Linked DNA regions of Mus musculus: region 1 is linked to region 2. The links are chromatin loops, found by intact Hi-C in ENCODE. Cell type or tissue: gastrocnemius. All regions are shown on one strand.

Region 1 (5,000 bases), 50 kb after region 2:
TTATGAGCCTTTACCCTTCTTAGCCTAAGTGACTTAACCAAAAAAATGTGGGCATATGAGGTGTGGAGTCAGCTAGTTGTCTCTCAGTCAATAAATGACTTTAAATGTGTGTGTGTGTGTGTGTTTACATATATACACACACGTCAGCCATAAAAAAATAGAACCATGTTATTTGCAGGGAAATTGATGAAACTAGCATCATGCTATGTGAAATTAGCCAGAAGCTGAAAAGTATTGTGTATTTTCTCTCATATGTAAAAAGCAGAAAAAGAAAAAGGATGATCTGAAAAAGTGAACTGCTATAGGAGGGGGTGGGGGAAGGGAGGAGAGAGGAAGGACAGGAGAAGATATTTACTCTCAGAGTATCATGTGTGCATGTGTGGCACTGTCACAACAAGCCTGCTAGTTTGAACAGTGGGTGGGCCGAATCAAGGGAGACCAGGAGTGCAGGCCTGTGGTCTGGTTTGTTTCCGGGTAAGGTGCTCCCACACCTGCTTTCTGGGTGGGTTCATTTTGAGGATAAGGACAAAAGGCTGGGGACAGGATAAGGGAGAGAAAGAGCAGGACAGAGGGACAGACTTGGGAGGAGGAGGGGAGATAGGGGAGAGAGACCAAGACAGGGCAAACACAGAGAGAACCGTTATCTTCAGCAGGCTGTCAGGAAAGGCCTCGTTCTGAGGAGAGCTGCTGCTGGTACCTTAGATGAATGAAGCACGCACACCAGGTGGCATCTAAAGATGAGGGGTGTTTAGGGCCGGACCTGGTCCCCACCGGCCCTTGACACAAACACAGAAGCACCAGCCTGTGAGTTACATCAGATGCTGTAAAAAGGCCCGCCACTGAGAAGAAACGTGACTGCCCTGTGCACACTGGAGAATCTCATTCTCTGGATTAGTTCAGAAATACATCTTGAAGCTAGCAGTCCTCCCCAGCGTTGAGTCCTCCCGGAGCCGCTTGAGGGGTGCTCGCTGACCTGTTTTGGAAGCCAGCACCTGTCGGAACTGATGGTGTACAAGTTCATTGATCCAGAATTTCCTCTTTTCTTGAATTATCCCTAAAGAGAAGCTGTGGACTTGTCTTTAGGACTCCTGAGGGGACATTGGTAATGAGCGCTGAGTGCTTGCCAATCCAGTGTTTGTAAAGGAAGAGTGCAGAACCATCCGGATGTGCAGGAGGCGAGGCTCACAGGACCGGCTCTGCTGAAGAACTGGGCATTTGTTGCAAAGGGTGCCAGCAAAACTAGGGCGCGTGCTCGGGACACTCACTGGCTCCATCTCAAATATTGGGCGGGGTGGCGGGGGGATGAGAAAAGAGTCAATCTGTCTGTACATACAAATCATAGGCAATGTTCCATTTTTCTAAAAAATACCTTAGCACTGAGACCCAAGGACAGGTCCTTTCCGAGGGCAGCGAACGTTCTTAAGTACTGAATCACCTCTCCATCCCCATAATCTTATTATTATTTTTTTGTTTATGTGTATTTGTGAGTGTGTGCCTTGTATGTACACATTTCAATAGAGACCAGAGAGTCCTCTGGAAGAGCAGTGCATGCGTAACGACCGAGCCATCTATCTCTCCAGGCCCAGCTTCGTGTTTTTAAACAACAGTTTTGCTAAACTTCTGGGAAACTGTAGAATGCAGCCAAATGAGAGCTCTAGATACATAAGCATTTTAAAGGTCTTCTTATAAGTTTAGGGAATTATACTTTAAAAATTTGCTAGTAGTATTTTTTCCATATTTGTTAATATTTTTTACTTTATTGGGAATATGAATATACATGAACTATTTGGATGACCAAACATGCTGAAATCATAGGTTCCACGCCGATGAGAATTTTATTGCAGTTGGTCACTGGAATTTTACTCAGTGGTCTGCTGTGGAAGAAATTATTTCAAAACAAGCCCCAGGAGATTTGGCCACCGTTCAGAAGTCCTCTTCCTCATTTGTACTTTCAGCATGTCACATGCTCAGGCAGGCTGGGACTGGGAATCTCCTATTAGGCAGAGTACTGCAAACCCACCCTGGGAGCTCCCCTGCCCCTTACGTGTTTGCCAGGTCGGACTGAGAATCACGGCGGGCATCTGAAGCAGCGGGTGTGGAAAGTGGTATCCACGCTTCTGCCGATTGACTTCCTCGTCTGTGACACAGCGGTGCTGCGACCTATCGTGCTTCAAAGCAGCAATAATAGGTCAAGGGTCAGCAGACAAGGGTGGGTCGGCACCTGGCATGGATCCAAGAAATGAGCACGTGTCCGTGTCGGCACTGCGCTTGCGCTGCAAACTCCTTTCTCCCCCCCTTCCCTGCTGGGTCCCCTTCAGTTCACGGTCAAGAAAGCTCAGATCACGGGAGTCAGCTGTCATGCTCACAGGCTCCATCCTGGAAACGGGATGCTAATTCAGGATTCTGAAGCCCATATTTCTGATGTACATTATAAATCATGAGTATTCTAGAGAAGGATGTATGCAGCAGTGGTCGTGGTGGAAATTATATGATTCCACTTTTGCATTTATGTTTGAATATCCTAAAAAAATATATATGTAGGCCTGGTGGGTGGGATATCTCAGTTGTTAGCATTTGCCTCCTAAGTGTGGTGTGATGGGTGTGTTTGTAATCCCAGCATTAAAGAGGACAAGTGGATTTCTAGGGCTTGATGGCCAGCCAGTCTAGCTTACTAAGCAAGTTTAAGACCAGGTAGAGGTTACATCTCTGCTACCTGAGGAATGGTGCTACCGATTGTTCTCTGACACACACACACACACGCACACACACTCACACACACACACACAACTTTGCATCCCATATAAACATGCATCTGTGAACATACGAACATGCACATACACATACATGCATACACAAAAGTGTATATAAAGCCACACTAGACACTCAGTGGCAAAATTATCCCATGTGTCCTATGTCCCTTAAGGCAGATGTATAACCATGATATGTGTGTCTGTTTGTTTTGTAGGAAGTGACCAAGTTCACTCCTGGATACTAGTTACAAGCCAAGTCCTTAGTGCTGCCTGGAGAATAGCAAGGGCCTTTGTGATGACGACGCTCTCTCCTCTGTCCGCTACCTTCAGCTACTTCAGAAGCCTGTATTTATACTTAGGGCATCAGCTGAAATGGTGGGTCACCCTGTTGTCTTCCTTTTCAAAGACAACCCTTGTCTTAGGGAAAAGTTTTCATCTAATTGTTTCCTTTGTCTTCCAGGTGGATCGGCTATCTACAGAGAAAGTTCAAAAGTAAATACTTAGTGCATGTTTTCTTACTTTTAAGGGCAGAGAAGGGTCCAGGAGGGTGGAGGATGGGAAAACTGACTGCCTTTTAATTTTATTTTACCCAGGAAACCTCAGTGTGGAGGCAGAAGTAGATTTACTCAGTTATTGTGCAAGAGAGTGGAAGGGAGAAGCCCCGCGTGCCAGACTGATGCGGAAGGTATGTGTGCTTAGGGAAGGCAGGCAGGGCCGGTCAGAAGCAGGCTACATTCAGTTCTGCTTTCCCAAACCCAAAGGTTAACCCGTACCAACCGGGCTGTAAGTTAAAGCTGCAGCTAAACCGGAAGCCGAGTAACTGTTGGATGTTAGGGCTTGATCTAGTTTGCTTTTCTCTCGTTGTGATAAAAATAGCCCAACTAAAAGCAACTCTGGGAAGGAGAGGGTTACATTGGCTTTCACTTCCAGGTCACAGCCTGTCACTGAGGGAAGTCAGGTCAGGGGCTGAAGCAGAAACCGTGGACGAACATGACTTACTGGCTTTGCTCTCAGGATCTGGCCCAAGCTAACCTGCCTAGGAACAGTGCCGCCCACAGTGGGCTAAGCCCTTCCATATCAATCCTTCATAATTATCATCTCACAGACAATGCCACAAGACAGGCTAATGTGGTCAGTCCCTCAAGTGAGGTCTCCCTTCCCAGGTGACTCTAGGCTGTTGAATCAAACTGAGAGGTGAGCATGACAGGACAGACCTCAACCTGGACTTTGTTGTGCTGGGGATAGAAGTCAGCCAGGCCTGTAAACTGAGAAAACATGAGTACTGCAGGGTATTTAGATCTCTGACTTGTTAAACTTCTGCATGTACTGTAGAGACCCTTCACTGTAGGCGTCAGACACCCTGGCATAAATATTTGAGGGGTTTTAGAATGTTCTATTTATTGGACCAATCTTGGGAAATATCCCCAACAGTGCTGCCCACTCCTGTGTCAGGCAAAAAGAAGGGGGATCCAAAATGCTCTCTGGTGTGGTCTGCAAAGGCTGCGATTTTTTTTGCTGTGCTTAAGTTGTATTCATCCTCAGTCCCAAATGACCTGCCCTGGTCTTCCAAGACAAGTTCATCTAAAACAGCAAGAGGTAGACTCCATACCCAGCAGTGTCACTGTAGAATTGCATGCATACAGCCATTGGAGTGGCTCAGAGAGTAAAGAAAGCATCCGCTGTACAAGCCTAATTAATGACCTAAGTTCAAGAGAATCATTCTCTGACTCCCGGATATGGACTGGCTTGTGTGGCCTGCACACACACACACACACACACACATACACACATCACACATATCACACACACACACATCACACATATCATACACACACACACATCACACATATCACACACACACACACATCACACACACATACACACATCACACATATCATACACACACACACATCACACACACATATCACACACACATACACACACATCACACATATCATACACATCACATACATCACACATATCACACACACACATCACACATATACACACACACACATCACACACACTAGTGATGATGGTGATGGTGGTGGTGGTGATGATGATAGTAATGAAACTTAATAAAATAAGGATCTGGAGACATGACTCAGAAATTATCTGGAGCCATGACTCAGCAGTATTTGCAATTCATGCATAGGACCCGAGGTCAGCAAGAGGCTTAAAATTAGCTGCCTGTAAGTCCAGCTTTGGGGTATCCAACATCATTTTCAAGCCTCTGTGGGTACTTACATG
Region 2 (5,000 bases):
CAAGCATCAAAGCCTAGAGACTGATCAGATCCTTTTAGGGGAAGGTTGTGGGCTGTGTGCAATGTGTCAGCCAGGATCCTGTATGTGTGTGTGGGTGGGGGGGTGGTATGTTACCCACCCAAGTTGTACATGTTGAACGTCTAACAAAGGGCTGTTGAACTGTGGGTGGGGACGTCAGGACTGAGTCCCTTATATGTTCAAGGCCCCGTATACAACCTGAGTTCTGTTGAAGACAGGAAGAACCACTGAGACTAACCCATTGGAGTGAGGAAGCTAAGTCACTCAGTCAGAGCACCTTTCCTCCTTAGCCCTCTGGCTCTACACTCATCAGCAAACTTAGCCAGAAGGCAGAGAGCTCACTGATAATGGTCCTTGGATTTGAACTTGCACAGCAAAGAGAGGGTAGAGAGACCACCTAAGGGGCACCTGAGAAAGAGGTAGATGTGCACAAATAAGTTGCTTATTTGAATGGTCAGCATTCAGAGCATGGAGAGTCGCAAGCAGTGGTACGGGTGTGGAGCAACAGGAAGTCTCAATTCAGATGGGACTGCAAAGTGCCTTAGCTTCTGTGGAACCCAGTCTGACCTCACTGCTTTCTACAAAGCTAAGTAAGCACTCGCCAGCGTCCAGCAAGCTCCCTCCTCAGCCCTTGCCAGAGAAAGCATCCACTGGATGTGGACAGCAGCTTTAATCCACAATGAACCTCAACAACAGCTTTATTCATAATCACCCAAGTTTCCACCAGCCAAGACGTCCTCCGTAAGTAAACGTGAGACAGAGGAAGGGACGCATCTTTCATGGGGCATGGAGCCAAAGACTAGCTCTTGAAGATCTTCCCTGACCACAATTTCAGTCTGGGTAGAGCTGAATGAACAACTAATTGGTGACAAATGGACAACTTGTGAAATATCCAGAACTAGACCATTCCCCAGTGTGAAAGGAAAATATTGAATAAGCACACCATGGAGCCACAAATGACATGGAAGAAATTTAAATGCGTATTTCAACTGAAAGAAGCCAATCTCAAATAGCCATGAACTGTATGATAGTACAAAAGGCAAAGTTTCAGACCCAGTAAAAAGATCAGGGCTTCCCGGGATCAGGGGAGCGAGGGGTACATGGGCCAATCACGGGATCTTGAGGGCTAGGAAGTTATTCTGTATGATCTATGGTGCTATGACTACAGACACATTTTCTATTGTACATTTACCAAAAACCATGACACTGACAGTAGATCCTGAAGCTCATTACCATGAGTGGGAAGGGCATGTCCGTGTATGCTCACTGACTCTGACAAGTGGAAGGCTCTGAAACAGGCTGCTGACAGTGGGAGTGGCCGTGCATGTAGGGAACAGACTAAGACTCAGTACTCCCCGCTCAACTTTGCTATTAGCCTGAACCTTTTTTTTTTTTTAAGTATACTTTAAAAATGGCAGCATGAAGCCACGGCTCCTGGAAAAGGCATTCTGTAATCCAAAGCCAAACTCCTGTGTAGCCCTGGCTGTCCTGAAACTCACTCTGTAGACCAGGCTAGCCTTGAACTCAGAGATCTGCCTGCCTCTGCCTCCTGACTGCTAGGATTAAAGGCGTGCATCACCATTACCCCTCTACAAAGATACTTTTAAAAGATTAATGTATGAAGGCAGTTAGTTGGTAGAGAAAGACTGGAAATCTGGGCCACAGACAGTGAACAGCACAGTGAACTCCATCAAGAATCCCGGGATTCACAGCCACATCTATTACAGAACGAACCTCCAGGTTTGGAGTTCTCACCTGGAGTCTGTTCTGGGCCATGCAGCCTCTGATTCTGAGAGTAACTTCTGATCCCAGAATTGTCAAATGTCCTATAGGCAAGCAGCTGCCAGGACCAGAGTCCAAATAGTGACTTTCTCTCCCAATTCTGTAACTAGGTAGGTGCTTGTTTCAACCCCTCCTCACTCTCTGCCATCTCTCTAACCCCAGTGCATTCCTGCTTCTTCCTTCTTCTCCTGGAGAGGGCAGCACAAACCCAGAACGAGGTTCCTTTCTACTGCTGTGATACTACAGCATACAGTCTCTCTGTAGTAGATTCTGTAGGCCCAACTCTAGCAAAGCCATGCTGAATGGATGTCTCTGGAGAGCCATTTCAAGATCCACTGCCTTCCCCATGGTGGCGAGGGAGGAGCTACACGTGCTTTGTGGCAGTTAGCCTCTGACCCCCACCTTAGCTCTCTTTTAAAAGTCACCCAAAGTCCAATTAGTACTGCCTCTTGAGCAGGGACAACCTGCCAGTGCCCACACCCCCTGAGGAAACGCGTCTCCTCTCTTCTCCAGAAGCCATCGATTGCTAAGAGGTCCTTGGTAAGGGTGGAGCCTTCTCGATGCGTGTTGTAATGTCGATGGATGTGAATTTAAGCAGGTCTGGTACAGGTAACTGCAGCTACTGTGAGTTCATGAGTCCATCAGCCACACAGCATCTCACACTTCCTACCTTGCACCTTTTGCATTTGTTCCTTTCTCTTGTTTGTGACATTCCCTGAGCCTTGGGAGAGGTAGGATATGGATGTACCATTGAGGGATGAACACTTAGCAACCCTTGTTTCTTATCGCTTTGGCCAGTGGTGAGCCACTGCATTACTACCCACTGCCAGCCAAATGATAGCATTAATCTACAGGTATAAATATAAATAATTACACTGGGCAGTGGTGATGCATGCCTTTAACCCCAGCACTTGAGAGGCAGAGGCAGGCTGGTCTACAGAGTGAGTTCCAAGACAGACAGGGCTATAAAGTGAAGCTCTGTCTTGAAAGAAAAAATATATATGTACAGGGCAGTTTGCAAACATGACTGTTTAGCAAATACAATAATTGTAAGTTCCCTTGCAGGGTCTATGACCTCACCAGCTAGCTATGTGCTTTTAGCCAAATATACAGTTCCAGGCATGAACTGAATTTCTAAGCCTCAAATCCAAGTATAAAGCCATTGGTTTACCCTGTAAGAGTCCTACCACTATTGCACAGAGGCGCTTATCTCACCTGGCAGGTCAGTATTGTAGCCTGTCAGGTCCAGTACTGAACATGTGCATTGATGATCCCACCCCCATCCCAGTGTCCTGCATAGCACCTTTCCTATGAAAATTAGCCACCTACAGGTCATTTTAAATAAGGTTACTGCTAACATCAAATTTTATAACTGTTTGCATTGTGTGTGTTGCTTGCCACTGTAATTAAATCACCATTTCTAAAAGTCTGCTTTAACAAAAATCTCACATCTGCAAAATGACTTTCCATAGACCCCAGGCACTGCAGAAAACATAACCATATGGTTTATTAACAATAAAAAAGATTCATATATTTTAATATTTTTAATTATTTTCCTCATTTACATTTCAAATGCTATCCCAAAAGTCCCTCATACCCTCCCCCCCCACTCCCCTACCCACCCACTCCCACTTCTTGGCCCTGGTGTTCCCCTGTACTGAGGCATATAAAGTTTGCAAGACCAAGGGGCCTCTCTTCCCAATGATGGCCGACTGGGCCCTCTTCTGATACATATGCAGCTAGAGACACGAGCTCCAGGGGTACTGGTTAGTTCATATTGTTGTTCCATCTATAGCATTGCAGACCCCTCAGCTCCTTGGGTGCTTTCTCTAGCTCCTCCATTGGGGGCCCTGTGTTCCATCCAATAATTGACTGAGAGCATCCACTTCTGTGTTTGCCAGGCCCCGGCATAGCCTCACAAGAGACAGCTATATCAGGGTCCTTTCAGCAAAATCTTGCTGGTGTATGCAATGGTGTCAGCGTTTGGAGGCTGATTATGGGATGGATCCCCAGGTGTGGCAGTCTCTAGATGGTCCATCCTTTCGTCTCAGCTCCAAACTTTGTCTCTGTAAGTACTTCCTTGGGTGTTTTGTTCCCAATTCTAAGAAGGAGCAAAGTGTCCACGCTTTGGTCTTCGTTCTTCTTGAGTTTCATGTGTTTTGCAAATTTTATCTTGTATCTTGGGTATTCTAAGTTTCTGGGCTAATATCCAATTATCAGTGAGTACATATCATGTGAGTTCTTTTGTGATTGGGTTACCTCACTCAGGATGATGCCCTCCAGGTCCACCCATTTGCCTAGGAATTTCATAAATTCATTCTTTTTAATAGCTGAGTAGTACTCCATTGTGTAAATGTACCACACTTTCTGTATCCATTCCTCTGTTGAGAGACATCTGGGTTCTTTCCAGCTTCTGGATATTATAAATAAGGCTGCTATGAACATAGTGGAGCATGTGTCCTTCTTACCAGTTGGAACATCTTCTAGATATATGCCCAGGAGAGGTATTGCAGGATCCTCCAGAAGATTCATATTTTTAAATAGAAAAGTCCATCTTCTCGAAGTGGGTCCCATGCATATTTTGATACCCACCATGACCCTCTATTCTCCAGCAGAAGTCAGAGAAATGAAGCTGGGGTTAATTCTAGTTGGCAGTTGGTCATTTCCAGGAAAGCTGGCTGTCATGGAAGTTGAATGGCTATCACTCTCCAATCCAGGAATGAACATAATGCTTTGAAAATAAGCGAGATGCTTAGAAGGAAAGTAGCTTCAACAATAGGCTCGGTCTCAGATTAGAGACCCAGAACTCATGTCCATCTGTGAGAAGTTTGGTGGCATCTGCCCGTCTTTTAGCCTATCTTACATCATGACCCATCTTGACTCACTTCACCAGCAGTGACCACGATTAGCTTTGCTCCATGGCTGAACTGGACAGATTCCCTCCTGGCTGCAGAACAATGTGGCTTTAACTGATAACTCTGAGCAAGAGTGACCAGCTGTATAGCATTGCTGGTTATCCGTTCAGTCTTCATGCCTGTCAAATGACAAAATTTGAAAGAACTGAAGTTCAGGCAGCTAAGTAGCTCTTATTTGAATCCATCTATCAGATGCAGGATCTGTTCTGAAATTTAGAATTGATGTTCTGATGATATGATTCTTAAAGGTACTAAGTAAATGGAAGAAAATGCCATGACTATGGA

What was found. Peaks named below come from ENCODE experiments on the same cell type or tissue, not always from the same donor. Only the 100,000 strongest peaks of a DNase experiment are listed, where the experiment ranks them.
Region 1: it touches region 2 in a loop (2.1-fold over the local background); 28 of 42 quality-filtered maps call a loop at or near these places.

Annotation. Positions count from the first base shown.
Region 1 is chr15:27,662,779-27,667,778 of GRCm38, reverse strand. Otulinl (OTU deubiquitinase with linear linkage specificity like) reads left to right here. Exons shown (of 8, transcript NM_001242423.1): 2 at 2,966-3,125; 3 at 3,211-3,242; 4 at 3,344-3,435. Among named protein-coding and RNA genes, the nearest start is that of Otulinl, 16 kb to the left of the region's middle. In gastrocnemius, no CTCF peak of the experiment used is centred here; DNase peaks (open chromatin) are centred at 1,223 and 2,247; H3K4me3 peaks cover 418 bases; H3K27ac peaks cover 608 bases.
Region 2 is chr15:27,712,551-27,717,550 of GRCm38, reverse strand. No RefSeq gene overlaps it. Among named protein-coding and RNA genes, the nearest start is that of Otulinl, 34 kb to the right of the region's middle. In gastrocnemius, a CTCF peak has its summit at 1,995 (motif pointing right); a DNase peak (open chromatin) is centred at 2,005.